Linked DNA regions of Homo sapiens: regions 2, 3 and 4 are each linked to region 1. Evidence: chromatin contacts called from ENCODE Hi-C or POLR2A ChIA-PET data. All regions are on one chromosome and are shown on one strand. The core of a region is the stretch at or near the end of the contact, and the rest is flanking DNA. Distances in the headings are between cores, read along the strand shown. Region 1 has its middle 78 kb from the start of LINC02822. Region 2 has its middle 19 kb from the start of POC1B-GALNT4. Region 3 has its middle 85 kb from the start of LINC02399. Region 4 has its middle 67 kb from the start of LINC02399.

Evidence for each region. A loop is a pair of places that touch in the nucleus more often than their neighbours do. ChIA-PET counts read pairs that join two places held with the same protein, here RNA polymerase II (POLR2A). Pooled maps may share reads with other maps.
Region 2: a loop to region 1 is called in a map of naive thymus-derived CD4-positive, alpha-beta T cell, with 4 times the contacts of the local background. The contact joins two enhancer-like sites. A Hi-C loop is called at or near these places in 1 of 168 maps with a recorded cell type or tissue (naive thymus-derived CD4-positive, alpha-beta T cell), 12 of 37 single-sample maps with no recorded cell type and 10 of 50 pooled maps.
Region 3: a pooled map shows a loop between it and region 1 (4-fold over the local background). The contact joins two enhancer-like sites. A Hi-C loop is called at or near these places in 1 of 37 single-sample maps with no recorded cell type and 1 of 50 pooled maps. POLR2A ChIA-PET finds 5 or more read pairs at or near these places in 1 of 52 experiments (AG04450).
Region 4: a pooled map shows a loop between it and region 1 (4-fold over the local background). The contact joins two enhancer-like sites. A Hi-C loop is called at or near these places in 1 of 37 single-sample maps with no recorded cell type and 2 of 50 pooled maps. POLR2A ChIA-PET finds 5 or more read pairs at or near these places in 1 of 52 experiments (AG04450).

What each region holds. Positions count from the first base shown.
Region 1 is chr12:90,513,783-90,516,892 of GRCh38, reverse strand. No RefSeq gene overlaps it. Among named protein-coding and RNA genes, the nearest start is that of LINC02822, 78 kb to the left of the region's middle. Within about 2 kb of position 1,497, at least 2 of the 41 ENCODE cell types and tissues checked have a DNase peak (open chromatin) inside an H3K27ac peak, as active enhancers do.
Region 2 is chr12:89,543,399-89,546,508 of GRCh38, reverse strand. No RefSeq gene overlaps it. Among named protein-coding and RNA genes, the nearest start is that of POC1B-GALNT4, 19 kb to the right of the region's middle. RefSeq lists a silencer at 1,325-1,394. Within about 2 kb of position 1,546, at least 7 of the 41 ENCODE cell types and tissues checked have a DNase peak (open chromatin) inside an H3K27ac peak, as active enhancers do.
Region 3 is chr12:89,861,233-89,864,342 of GRCh38, reverse strand. No RefSeq gene overlaps it. Among named protein-coding and RNA genes, the nearest start is that of LINC02399, 85 kb to the left of the region's middle. Within about 2 kb of position 1,407, at least 17 of the 41 ENCODE cell types and tissues checked have a DNase peak (open chromatin) inside an H3K27ac peak, as active enhancers do.
Region 4 is chr12:89,879,426-89,882,535 of GRCh38, reverse strand. No RefSeq gene overlaps it. Among named protein-coding and RNA genes, the nearest start is that of LINC02399, 67 kb to the left of the region's middle. RefSeq lists enhancers at 1,648-1,717, 1,798-1,927. Within about 2 kb of position 1,660, at least 9 of the 41 ENCODE cell types and tissues checked have a DNase peak (open chromatin) inside an H3K27ac peak, as active enhancers do.

The DNA of each region.
Region 1 (3,110 bases), core at 248-2,747:
CAAGTTTAAGATAGAAAACCTCCCTTGATTTAGAAATTTGTATCATTTAGGAAAGTTGAAGTAATCAACAACTGGGTGAAAACGGGAAAAGTACATCTAGACTAAGTAAATGTTGCAGCATCACAAACCATTTTAATTCCTTCCTTCTCAAAGGTTTCACTATTTCCAGGTTTTTGCTATGAGTAAGTACAATGTGGGTGTTGATGGAAATTGTACTATATTGTCAATCATTGTAACTCTGCTGGAATGCCTTTCTCCAGAATGTCCAGGCATCTTGATAGAGTCAGAGACTGTGCCATGGAAAAGTGGATACTTCTGGGGCAGGGGTGTCCAATCTTTTTGCTTCCCTGGGCCACATTGGAAGAAGAATAATTGTCTTGGGCCACACATAAAATAGCTGATGAGTTTTTTAAAATTGCAAAAAAATTTCATAATGTTTTAAGAAAGTTTATGAATTTGGGTTGGGCCACATTCAAAACTGTCCTGGGCCACATGTGGTCCACAGGCCATGGGTTGGACCAGCTTGATTTGGGCTATAGTTAGGATTTTGCCTTATTTGGGATACTATCCTGAGATCTGCTATTTTTAATATTTCTTGAGGAAATTTAAAATAAAATAGGAGGAGTATGCATTACAGAAACCCTGAGTTTGATACCAACTAAATATGAATAAGCTTTCTCACTTTCACAATATTATTAGGAGGCTGCCTGCGGTTTAAACTTCATCAAGGGCTGATGTGAATATTTTAACTTCAAAACATTAATAATCACTTGTAAAAATCTTTATATGTCTTTTTTTGCTTTTAAACTTTGAACAGAAAGGTTTTTTCTTTTGAAGAAAATGCTTTAAGAGGAAGTATGCATGTCTATTTCATATTGAAAGTAAAACCAATAAATTCATAACCACCACGAAACTAAAGGTTGACTTTAAGAAAAAGAAAAAGTGGGTGGGAGAAATTTAGTGTGTAGCCATGTATGTTTCTCATCTCTTTCCTTTAATTTGACAAGAATGGCAACTAACAAAGAGACCTGTTTGATGGAAGATAGCTTTTAGCCCAAATCTTTGAGATGCCACAAAGCTTTCACCAGCTATTAATGTTTACTTAAATGCCTTTTAGAATGACTTGCTCATCTGGAGTTGCAAAAGAGCAAAGTATTTGAAATATGGGACCTTCTTCTTAAAGTAAATATCCTGTTAAATTGCTAGCTGATAATGGAAGAAAAGTTCCAATTACATTTTTGTGAGAAATATCCATGGCACTTGTACAGCTGACACAAAGGATATTCAATTGATAGCATATCCCTTTCTCAACCTACACCTCTGCACATTTTTATCTTGCTTCTTTAATTGATCTTCCTTCGTGTCTTTTATTCTTTCACCCTCTAGTTTCCCCCATGTGTTTCCTCCTTTTATTTTTCTCCCTTCTTGGGCCAATGACATTATAACACCTAATCTCTATGGTGACTTACATAACTAAACTGTATAAGAAATAGTAGCTGTTTTTCCCTCCAATATATCTCAGTAAATTAAGGAAATGAGTAAGTAGTTATGAATCAAGTAGCACATTTAAGGAGGATGGGAGTTTATCATTTACCATGACTAGCTACTGCTTTTATCCAAATAAGCCTCTGTGAACCAAATTTTAGTCCCCTAACAAAGCAAAATATCAGTCTCAAAATCACTGGAGTTTTCTTTCTTTTAATCTCGAAAATAACCAATAGAGACATCCACTTTATCAACTCTAATATTATTGGGCATTTACTATTGGCTAAAAAATATTTTAAGTGTTTATTTATATAAATACTGTTAATCTTTTGAACAATCTTCTGAGGTAAGTACTATTATAATTCCTATTTTACAGATAAGGATAATAAAGAATAGAAGGTTAAGTGAACTGCCCAAGTCTATATAGCTGGTAAGTGGTGGAGAAGGATTTGAACCCAGATTGTCTGGCTCAAAAACCTCAGCTGTTGACTGCCACACTATATTGCCGCTTACTCCTGTGTTCTTAGCCAGAGACTGTACATAAAAATTAAAATTGAAAATAAACGCTTCAATTATAGCTTCCAAACTGTTCTGCAGACTTGTAGAAAGAGTCTAGTATTGTGTTGTTTGCAGACATGGATGAAGCTCTTTATATTAAGATTGGTGTTTCAATAAACATTTTGTCACTTCATATTTCCATATGAAGATGAAGTAGGATGATCCCTGCTGTGTTTAAAATAAATTCGGCTTCCTCTCTTTAAGTATTTGTATTAAAAAAAAAAAAAAAGGATGATTTGTGTCTGGCAGAGCTGTATACTAGCCAGGTGCTTTTTATGGTTGGGCTTCACATTAAGAAAACATTTGTCACGGAAACATCTGGAAAACAGATCAAGCAGACAGAATTTTACACAAGGGAATCTACTTAATCCAGTTACTCTTTTTTAAAATCGGCCACCCTGTTCATGCCAACTGTATGCATTTGAAAGCATATGAGCTATAAAATGTCTCACACTTAAGCAATCAGCTTTTCATTATTTGCAAATATTTTATCTGCTGGCTGGATTGTGCTCCAAAAATTCAAAGTCTTTCCTTTTTCTACCATCAGTTATGCCCTGAGATAAAGAACTGCTAAGAGTTCTATTTCTTTTTGCCTTGAGAGAAGTAGAAAAGGCAGGGAGAGCTTGATACATGATAAGAAATGGGCTCAAGAAAGAAAACTTCCATATGGAAGTACCTTGAGGTATAACTAAATAGTAACATACAAAGAATAAGAAAGTTAGGTCTGAAACAATAGTTCTTAATTGAGAGTTAGCATAAGAAATGGCTATAGAGGGACCATACCTCCCTCTGATTCATAAATGCGAGGGGGATCGAATAAATGTATATTTTAAAAAGCTCCTCAAGTGATTTTGTTGTAGATTCCTAGTGGACAAAGCATTTGTATAGATTGGTGTTTCAAAAAAAATGCCTAATTATGAGTGGCCTAGGCAGCTAGTTAAAAACACAGGTTGCCAGAACTTTATTCTGGAGAATCTGAATTAAATAAATTCAGAGATGGTGGTGAGGAGGGAAATATATTTTCTCTTTAGATAAGTTTCAGAATCGCTGCATTAAATCAGTGTTAT
Region 2 (3,110 bases), core at 297-2,796, 970 kb after region 1:
TACGGCGTTTTGTTAAAGCAGTTGAGCATGCTAAGACACTGGCCATGTTTGTGCTTGGGTAAATGTCTCATGTACAAAGTGGCCATGGGAATAGGAACAGAGGCAATGAAATAAATAAACATGGACTTCCTCACATCACAGCTGATCTGCCACTGTCACTGCTGAGTGCCCAGATTTCTAAAACGGAAGGCAACACTGAACCCTTATTTGGCACTATTTCTTGGAAGTATCAGCCACCCAGGTTGATAATATCAGACCACTACATTATGGAAGGGGCAGGAATTTGTCTTCATGGGAATAATTACATATACTGGAGAGTAACTTCCCTTTCCTGTGCATGTTGCTTCCGCCAGCACTACCATATGTGGTTGATAGGCTGCCTTATTCATCCCCATGGTGTCACACACAGCATTGTCACTGATCAAGGAACTCATTTACAGTGAAACAGCTGTGGTATTACGCTCACATCGTAGAATTCATTGTTCTTACCTGGAAGCAGCTAGATTGATGGAATGATGAAATGTCCTATCGAAGGCTCATTTATGGAGCCTGCTGGGAGACAACATCTTGTGAAGTTGGGGTGCTGTCCTATAAGTGGTCAGATCAGTGGTTGATACATGGTGTTGAATACATGGCTCTGGGAACTCAGGATGAGTAATAACCCACTTCAATAATACTGTCTTCTTGTCCCTAAAACATTGCATCTAATGGGCGTGAGGTTCTTGTGCCCAAGGGGGAGATATATTTCTACTAGGAAACACTGAGAATGCCCCTTCAACATTTCAGGTTGTTCACAACACTGATCAAAGGCAGAGCATTGGCTGTTTGTATGGACTGGTATGATTAATTTTGATTATCAAGGAGAAATTGGGATTTTTGCTATCACATGGAAACAACACTGTATCTAGAGCCCATGGGATTCATTGCACTCCCATGTCCAGTAGTAATGGCCAATGAGAAACGGCAGCAACTCAACAAAGATGGAACCACCCGGATCCTGTGGCAAGGAAGGTTTGGCTCACCCCATCAAGTAAGACACCTTAACTGTCAAGATGCTAGGTGAGGGTAAAGAATTATGGAACGAGTGCTGGGAGGAGGAAGTCAGGATTATTAGATTAGAAATGCTTAGATGTGGAGCTGTAGTATGATAGTTATTTATTTTTTTACCTTTCTTTGCTGCCTTGCATCCTGGTGGTGACTAAAGTTACAGTTTAGGGTCCAGGAAGTAATATGACTGAAATACATCATCACTCAGTGATACAGTAGCTGATGAGACTATGTTTTCCCTGTGTTGAGGACCTGAGTTTCTTTGGCTAAGTAAAGTGTTAGAATGGAAGCTGAGTGACAATAGGGTGGCCTGGGATGGTTATTCTTAGATCTGTTCTCTGCCTTTTCCTGTCACGCTCTGCGGCCTGGGAGGCTGCCCTCTACTAGACCTGTTGTTTCATTTGCTTTTCCTTGCACTCTGGCAAGAAACTACTGGCAAGAGGCCAGAGGGCAGGAGGAGAGCCGGGCCAGGGATTTTTATGCCCTCCTCCTCTTTCCTCTCTGCCACACCGCAGATGAGACAGAGGCTCCAGCTCCCAGGCCCAGTGACCTCTCCTGCACAGTTTCAGCTCTTACCAGGCTGGTAACAGCATCCCCTCCCTTTGTCCCTGCAGACCTCCTGTGGTAAGAGCTAATCCCTGACTGTCTCCCCAGCTCTTGTTGGTTCCATTAACCCTGCCCACGCCTCTGTAAATAATCCCTGTATGAAATTCTCTTCAGCTAAACCCTTTGATGGTGCCATCTGTTTCCTACTAAGGCGTCAGTGGATACAGCAGGAAAAATAGCTGAGAAAGGAGAGAGGTATGGAGGTCAGCTATTGTGAAGTGGGGGAACATTTGAGGGCATATGGCTGGCACATACAGGCCAGAATAAGATGCATTTTCACAGGCTGAAATTGGCCAAGACAAAAAGAGTAATCTCTTCTAGTCAGAGCTCATAGTTGTTGTTTTTTTTTGGTATTGTCAGATAGAGAAAGCCTGCAAAGCTGATTGGGATGTGCCCAAGATTGAGAGGTTTTCTGGGTTGCAGGAATTTCAGTTCTAAAACTGGAACAGTCCTAGGCAAACTGGGATAGTTGGTCACCTTAATCTGTGATTATAATCAGGACTTCTGAGTCTTGCCCAGCTGCTCCTGCTGTAGGGACATTCTAGGCAAAAGGACACTGTTCTAGAACCACTTGGCTCCTCCTCTCCACCCTCAATCAATGGCAGACATCACTTATCTCTCAAGGCATACGTTCTCTACATGCAGTCTGAGATCTCTCTTAACACATGGTTCAGGAAGCTGGTATCAACTGTTCAGAGCTAGAATGCCAGACAAGAACCTTGCTAACACCCCTGAATTAGAGTGAATTAGAGCTTTGGCCCCAAACTCAAAAGCAGGGCTAGACCAAGAAGAGCCTCTAGAGCTCTTTTTTTGCCCTTGTTTCCTTGGGTATTGCTGAAGTAAGTAGCAGCGTGGGTGGCCTTTTTAGCTCCTTTGCACTTGGCCAATAATTAGATCCTACTCATCTCCATCTTTCCATCTACTGTAAGAGCTTCAAGGGCTGACATTGTGTTGTAAGAACAGCAGCTCACACCTTCAACATTAACAATCTGCCCGTTTATTATTCCAAGTGCTGTGTACTTTTTAACCATCTATATGTTAAAGATGAGGAGACAGTTAAATGATTTAAGTGACTTTTCCTAGGTCACACATGTAGCAGACCCAGGACTCAAATGCACTCATTCAGGTTCTTAGTACAGCACTTAGTGCCTCTCTCCTAGTTCCCTCGGATACCCTGCACCTGGCTCAGAGCTTGTCAGGTAGTGAGTGCCTGGTTATTAAATATGTGCTTAAAATTGTTAAATGAATACAAATCTTACCAGGAAATATGTCCCTTTTCATGTCTCCTTTTCCATGGACCCTGCTCTGGTTTTGTTAGGCCTTCTAAGCAAAGGCAACCTTTGACTCAGCTGACTAAACCAGCAGCATGAGAACAGAACAGAGCAGAGAGTGGTCCTTTGTCAATGGGCTCAAATCCAGGTTCTATCAGCCTCTTAATCTAGAAGGTGAGAATTTCA
Region 3 (3,110 bases), core at 158-2,657, 650 kb after region 1:
TTGTTTAGCCAAATAATGCCTCTCCATGTTTCAAAAGTCACCTGCAAAACAGCCCCAGGAAAGCAATCAAGGACTAAATAATCAGTGGCCATGGTGAGCACCACAAATGCAAAGGGAGTGGAAACACACACTCTCTTTTGATTCAGCTTAAATTTCAGCCTGAACTTAAGTAGCATCATTGCTGACACAACACATTAATAACAAAAGGAGAGCTTCCTGTTCTTCTTTTTACAAAGCTTTGTAACCTTGGTTTCTGGGTCTCCTTGTTTTGGAAAAAGAAAAACAAAATCACTTCCTGATGACTTTTCTGCTGAAGAGAAATCTGACTAAAAAATAATTAAGAAAATAAACACACTTTACATAAAGATATGTGATACTTTTTTATTGTTTTTACTTCATCTTAAAATCTGACCACACATTATTGTTTTTCTCTCTGTAAGTATGCACAAGAAAAAAAACTAAAACACACCGCTTTCTGGGTGCTGCTAATAGGTGTTCAGTATCACAAAGATCGAACAAACCACATAATTGTGACAATTACTATGGCAACTAACAAAATTTTCAAATCAAAATACCCACTCTCAACGCCGCCCACACAGAGCTTTTAGAGCTAGCATCCACTTCCACTTCAATGTACAGTGTGCAAATTTGGAAGGCCCTGCCATCTTGTAACCACAGTGAAGAAAACTGCCTACGTTAACTCTGCTACTTTATTTTCAGTTGACTGTTTCGTATGTCAGACAGCATCTCTTGCAGCACTCCATTCAAAAATGGAGACCAAAGAGTCGGCTGCCCAGTCTGTAGAAAACTGCACATAGAGCCTGAAGCAGACATGGTACTAAATTAGCAATACCATCCATATGTTTTCTCCTCTGGGCATTCAGAGTCACGAAAATAAGTTCTCCAAAAATAACTCTTCTATCACATAGTGTATCTTCTTTCCTCTCATGAATCAGATCGTCATTTTAGTCTGTCTGATTTAATTTTCTAAAACCAACTCCCTCATATCTGAGAGAGCCTTTCCTCAAATAAATGCCACACAGGAAAGCTGATATGTAATAAAATTGTAAATGGATCTGTTTAAATTTGGTTGGAATGTTCTGTTTTGTTTTGAGAGACAACAGAACTTTAGGAATCTTTCAGCTCACCGTCATGTGCTGATGAGGAAAGCCTCAGGATAGAGACCAAGGCCTCTTGGAAAAAGCTGAAAAGATAGGGAAAGCGTAAAGAACAATCCATGTCTTGCCAACACAGCCTCCTAATTGGGGAAAAAGAAGTCACTGGACAGAATCCTGCTCTGCTCAGCAAACATCACTGTGTCACTTTCTCTTCCTGCTTCTGCTTCGGCAGAAACAGGAACTCTTAAGGCAAGAAAGCCAGAGGAAGTGACCTGCATTTTCTTGGCGGGACAGACACACAAGCAAATTGAGGTTTCCTCTGCTAGGGCACATGAAGTTAGGTGAATCCACTGTTGAGTTGGAAATTGTCCTAACTGGCAGCAAAGACATCATTGTAATAATAACAATTAACAACCCGACACTCACTGGTGCTTACAATGTACCAGCCATTGTTAAAAGTGCTTTACAGAGACAAATTCATTTAATCCTTATGTTCAGTGTAGCCCTGTCATCCCATTTTACAGATAAGAAAACTAAGGCACAGAGTGTTAAGCAACCAGCGAGGTATAGAGTGGAGCCAGTATTTAAATTCAAACAGCCTGTTACAGACTATTAAACCTGAGAAGTTTTTAGGTGTCTGGAAAAGTGTACAATGTTTTATCTTGAAATTTGTTGGCTTTCAAAATCTGTACACACACACACACACACACACACACACCCCAAAAAATTGCAATGTGATGTTTGATGTGACCAGTGTTTAATGAGAAAATATTTCTATATTTGCAGAAAACGTAACTTGTGTATGCCTCAGACTAGGACATAAGAACTACCCACCCCCTACACCCCAACCAGCCTATGGCAGAACAACTGTGTGGCTAGAGCTGCATTTTAAAAAGTGAGTAAACCTAAAGTTGTTGAGAAAGGAACATGCAGTAAACAATGGCAAAATACAATCAACTCGATTATTTGTGATTTATAACTGGGAGCACAGGTCATTCAAACAGCTACTTGAGTCAATAATTCCAACTTTCTGCCCATGAAAACTTTTTGTATTCATTTTCTTTTACTGCTGGAACAGATTGCTACAAACTTTGTAGCATAAAATAACACAAATTGAGTATCCTATAGTTCACTAGGTCAGCAATCTAGCATGGGTCTCATCAAGAGGCTGTAGGCTGCATTTCTTCCTGAAGATTCTAGGGGAGAATTCATTTCCTGCTCATTTGGGTTATTTGCAGCTTACTTCTTTGTAGAGGTAGGCCTGAAGTCCCTGTCTTCTTGCTTCCTGTAAACTGAGGCTCATTCCCAGCTTCTAGAGGCTGCTACCACTTTGCTTGGCAAGTAGACTTCTTGCTCCATCTTCAAATCCAGCAATGTCAGGTTGATTCCCTCAAATCTCTCCACCTTCTTCTTCCGTCTCATCTCTCTGACCCAACTGAGAAATGCTCTTTCCTTTTAAGAGATCATGTGATTACATTGGTCCCACACCATTAATCCAAGATACTCTCCTGATCTTCAAGTATACTCCTTTAATCACTGTACATCTGCAAAGTTCCTTTGCCATGTAAGGTGACATGTTCACAGTCCTACACAGTTGCACATACTCATGTCTCCAGAGATTAGGACATGCATATCTTTGGGGTATCATTATTCTGACTCCACACTTGTGAATAAGAAGCCAATTCAAAGATTTTCTTTCTCTTTTTCTCTTTAGCAGCTTTATGGAGGTATAATTGATTTAAAGTTGATCCTTGAATAATACTGGTTTGAACTGTAAGGATCAACTTATATGTGAATTTCTTCCTCCTCTGCCACCCCTGAGATTGCAAGACCAGCCCCTCCTCTTTCTCCTCCTCTTCAGCCTACCCAATGTGATGACAAGAATGAAGACCTTGATGATGAGCCACTTCTACTTAAGAGTAAACAGGCCAGATGCAGTGACTCATGCCTGTAATCCCAGCACTTTGCGAGGCCAAGGTGGGCAGATCACCT
Region 4 (3,110 bases), core at 411-2,910, 630 kb after region 1:
ACACATTGTGTAAATTATAAAGCACTAACTTGGAGTAGGGTGAATGTCAGGGAATTGGGAAGCCAATCAATTTAAATATCTCTAAATTCAAAAATGATTCACTTCAGAAAAGTTCCATTCTCTAGTAGGTATTTTTCCCAAGTGGAATTTGTAGATTTAAAAATGATGTAAGCCTGGAGCTGCCAAGGATCAACACATAAGGAAAGATTGTGTGAGAATGAAACTAACTCAGAGGAAAGCTGAGCCCAAGAGACTGAGGGAGACAGGCCCTGGTGACATCATTTGAGGCCTCAGAATTCAACCATGCCTGGGCTTCTTAGTTCTATGAGCCACTAAGCTCTCTTTATGGCCTTTGCCTGTCAGAGCTGGATTTCTGTTACTTAAAAACAGACAGAACCCTGACTTATACAGAGACTGTGGTCAGAAATTTTGAGGAAATGCTTCAAACTTTATCTCTCTTGCAAATTCTTATTGTGCACTAACTTATTAAAAGATCTGGGAAAATCCACTGGAAGGAAACTTGTTTATCTTTGTTGACCACTGTTTTCAGTCTTGGTTGATGATGGAACCTCCTTTCACCCAACACCTATGAACATATTTGGGAGTGGGATACTCATCTAGGGCATGGTGGAAAAAGAATTGTCAAAAAATATGTGCTGATCACTCTTGTTTGACTCCAGCAGCATTCCAGAAGAAGAAAGCCATTAAGTGAAGTAGTCTCCTATTTATCAGATGAGCAAGTCTAAATGAGTAGGGAGCTGAGGTTCATCCTCCTTTGCATCCTATATCCCCACTGCACAAGGGCAGGATGGTGGACATCTACCATCTCTTTAAATGGCAAATTCTAAGGTGCTTACGATAACTTGCCGGTCCTTCCCTCTGCCATGTTCTAATATGTCAGTGGTTTTTCCTGACTTCATTTCTCTCTTAGTCTGTTGGTGCTGCCATAACAAAATGTCTGATATTGGGTAATCTATAAGGAACATAATTTTTTTTCATGGACCCACAGCCTGGAAAGTCTAAAATCAAGGCACTGACAGGTTCAGTGTCTGGTGAGGGCCTGGTCTCTGCTTCCAAAATGGCACTTTGAACCCTGTTCTCACGTGGCAGAGCCCTCATGACCTAATCACCTACTAATGGCCTCACCCCTTAAGATTGTTGCATTGGAGATTAACTTTCAAACTGAATTTTGGAGGTGACACAAATACTCAAACTATAGCATGCTGCCCCTCATCCCCCAAAATTCATGTTATTCTCACATAAAAAATAAATTCATTCTATCCTAATAGCCCCAAAAGTCTTAACTCATTCCAGCATAAACTTTAAGTCTAAGTCTAACATCTAATCTAAATATCACCTAAATCATATATAGGTGAGATTCAAGGTATGACTCATCCTGAGATAAATTGTTCTCAAGCTGTGAACCTATGAAATCAAACAAGTTCTATGATTCCAAAATATAATGGTAGGACAGGTACAAAACAGATATTATTTCCATCTCTGAAGGGAGAAGTAAGAAAGAAGAAACGGGTAATAGGTCCCAAGTAAGTCTAACACCCAACAGGCAAATAACATTAAATCTTGAGGCCTGAAAACAACCTTCTTTGACCACATCCTGTGAGGCTTGTGTCCCCAAGACTCTAGGGGACTCCACCCCCATGGCTCTTCCGAGTGCAGCCTATGCAATAGCTCGCATATGTTTGAGTCAAATGCCTTCAGCTCTGCCAGGCTGAAACAGCATTCTGGAGGCTCTACCGTTTTAAGATCTCAGAGATCTTCAACAATAAGATTCCCCACTCCCATGACTCTGCTGGTCATGTTCCTAGCAGGACATCCTGTGAGGATTTGTCCCCAAGACTCTAGGGAACTCCACCCCCATGGCTCTTCTGAGTACAGCCAGAGTATCCCACTCCCAAATACGTTCATAGGTGTTGGGTGACAGGAGACCTCATCATCAACCAAGATTGAAAACTGTGGTCAACAAAGATAAACAAGTTTCCTTACAGTGGATTTTCCCAAATCTTTTAATAAGTTAGTGCACAATAAGAATCTGCAAAAGACAGATTCTAGTTTGTGCTACAGATAAATAGTTTGAAGGATTTCCCCAAAATTTCTGACCACATAAACAAATGATATAAAATTTACATAGTAATCTGATTTTTAAAGGAAGGGATTCTTTAATAATTTCTTATTTATTTTCGTTCTGAGAGTAAAAATCAGCATACTCATCACTTATATAATATAAATTTGAGAAGAGCTCTTCATGAATTCCCCATTCAATTATTTTATCTTTAAATAAAAGGTGAATCGTGTTAAGCATTTTAATCAACTCTTTGGAAAGCCATCATAAATACATTTCTCCGTTTATGAGTAACATGGAAAATAAGCGCTGACACAAGATAATCCTAAAGATTACTGCTATTCAATAGCCTTGTGTACTTCACTCTTTGGGTGTTTAATAAATACTTGCTGCTTGATTAACTTTAAGGAATAGAAAGATTCTCTCACTAGTGTGAACAAAAGAAGTGATTGTCACACACCCTGTGTTCTGCTTTTATTCCCTTTCATTTTTTTTTCTTATGTCTGCTAGAATAAGAAATAAAAAAAATAGAGAAGTTCATGTTTGGAAAAATATGAGTACTTAACATGGATATGAATAAATTATTACCAAACTGCATGTAGCATGAGTATATAACATTGAGTCAAAATTAATGTAACAGAACTTAAAACTGGTCAAAAATTCACTGTATCTCCTAGAATTTGGAGAATCGGTCAAATTTTACTAATATTTTGAACATGTAACCATATTTGAGTAATATTGCTTTCATTAGAAATTTTCTCTTTAACCTAAAATGCATGCTAAGTTTTTTCTGAACCCTTAAGCATGCTTCTATTATCTACAAGATAATTTTTACCCCACTTAATTCAGTCAATGGGTATTTATTAAATACCCCCTATCTGCCAGGTACTGTGTCTGCAATGAAAAAAACACACATGTCCCAGCCCTTATAAAACTTGTATACTGGTAAACAGTCTCAGATTGTATAATATAAACCATTGGCAAAATGGAGTTCTGCTTTCAGAAAAAAGTGTACTTTATAGCAAACTTG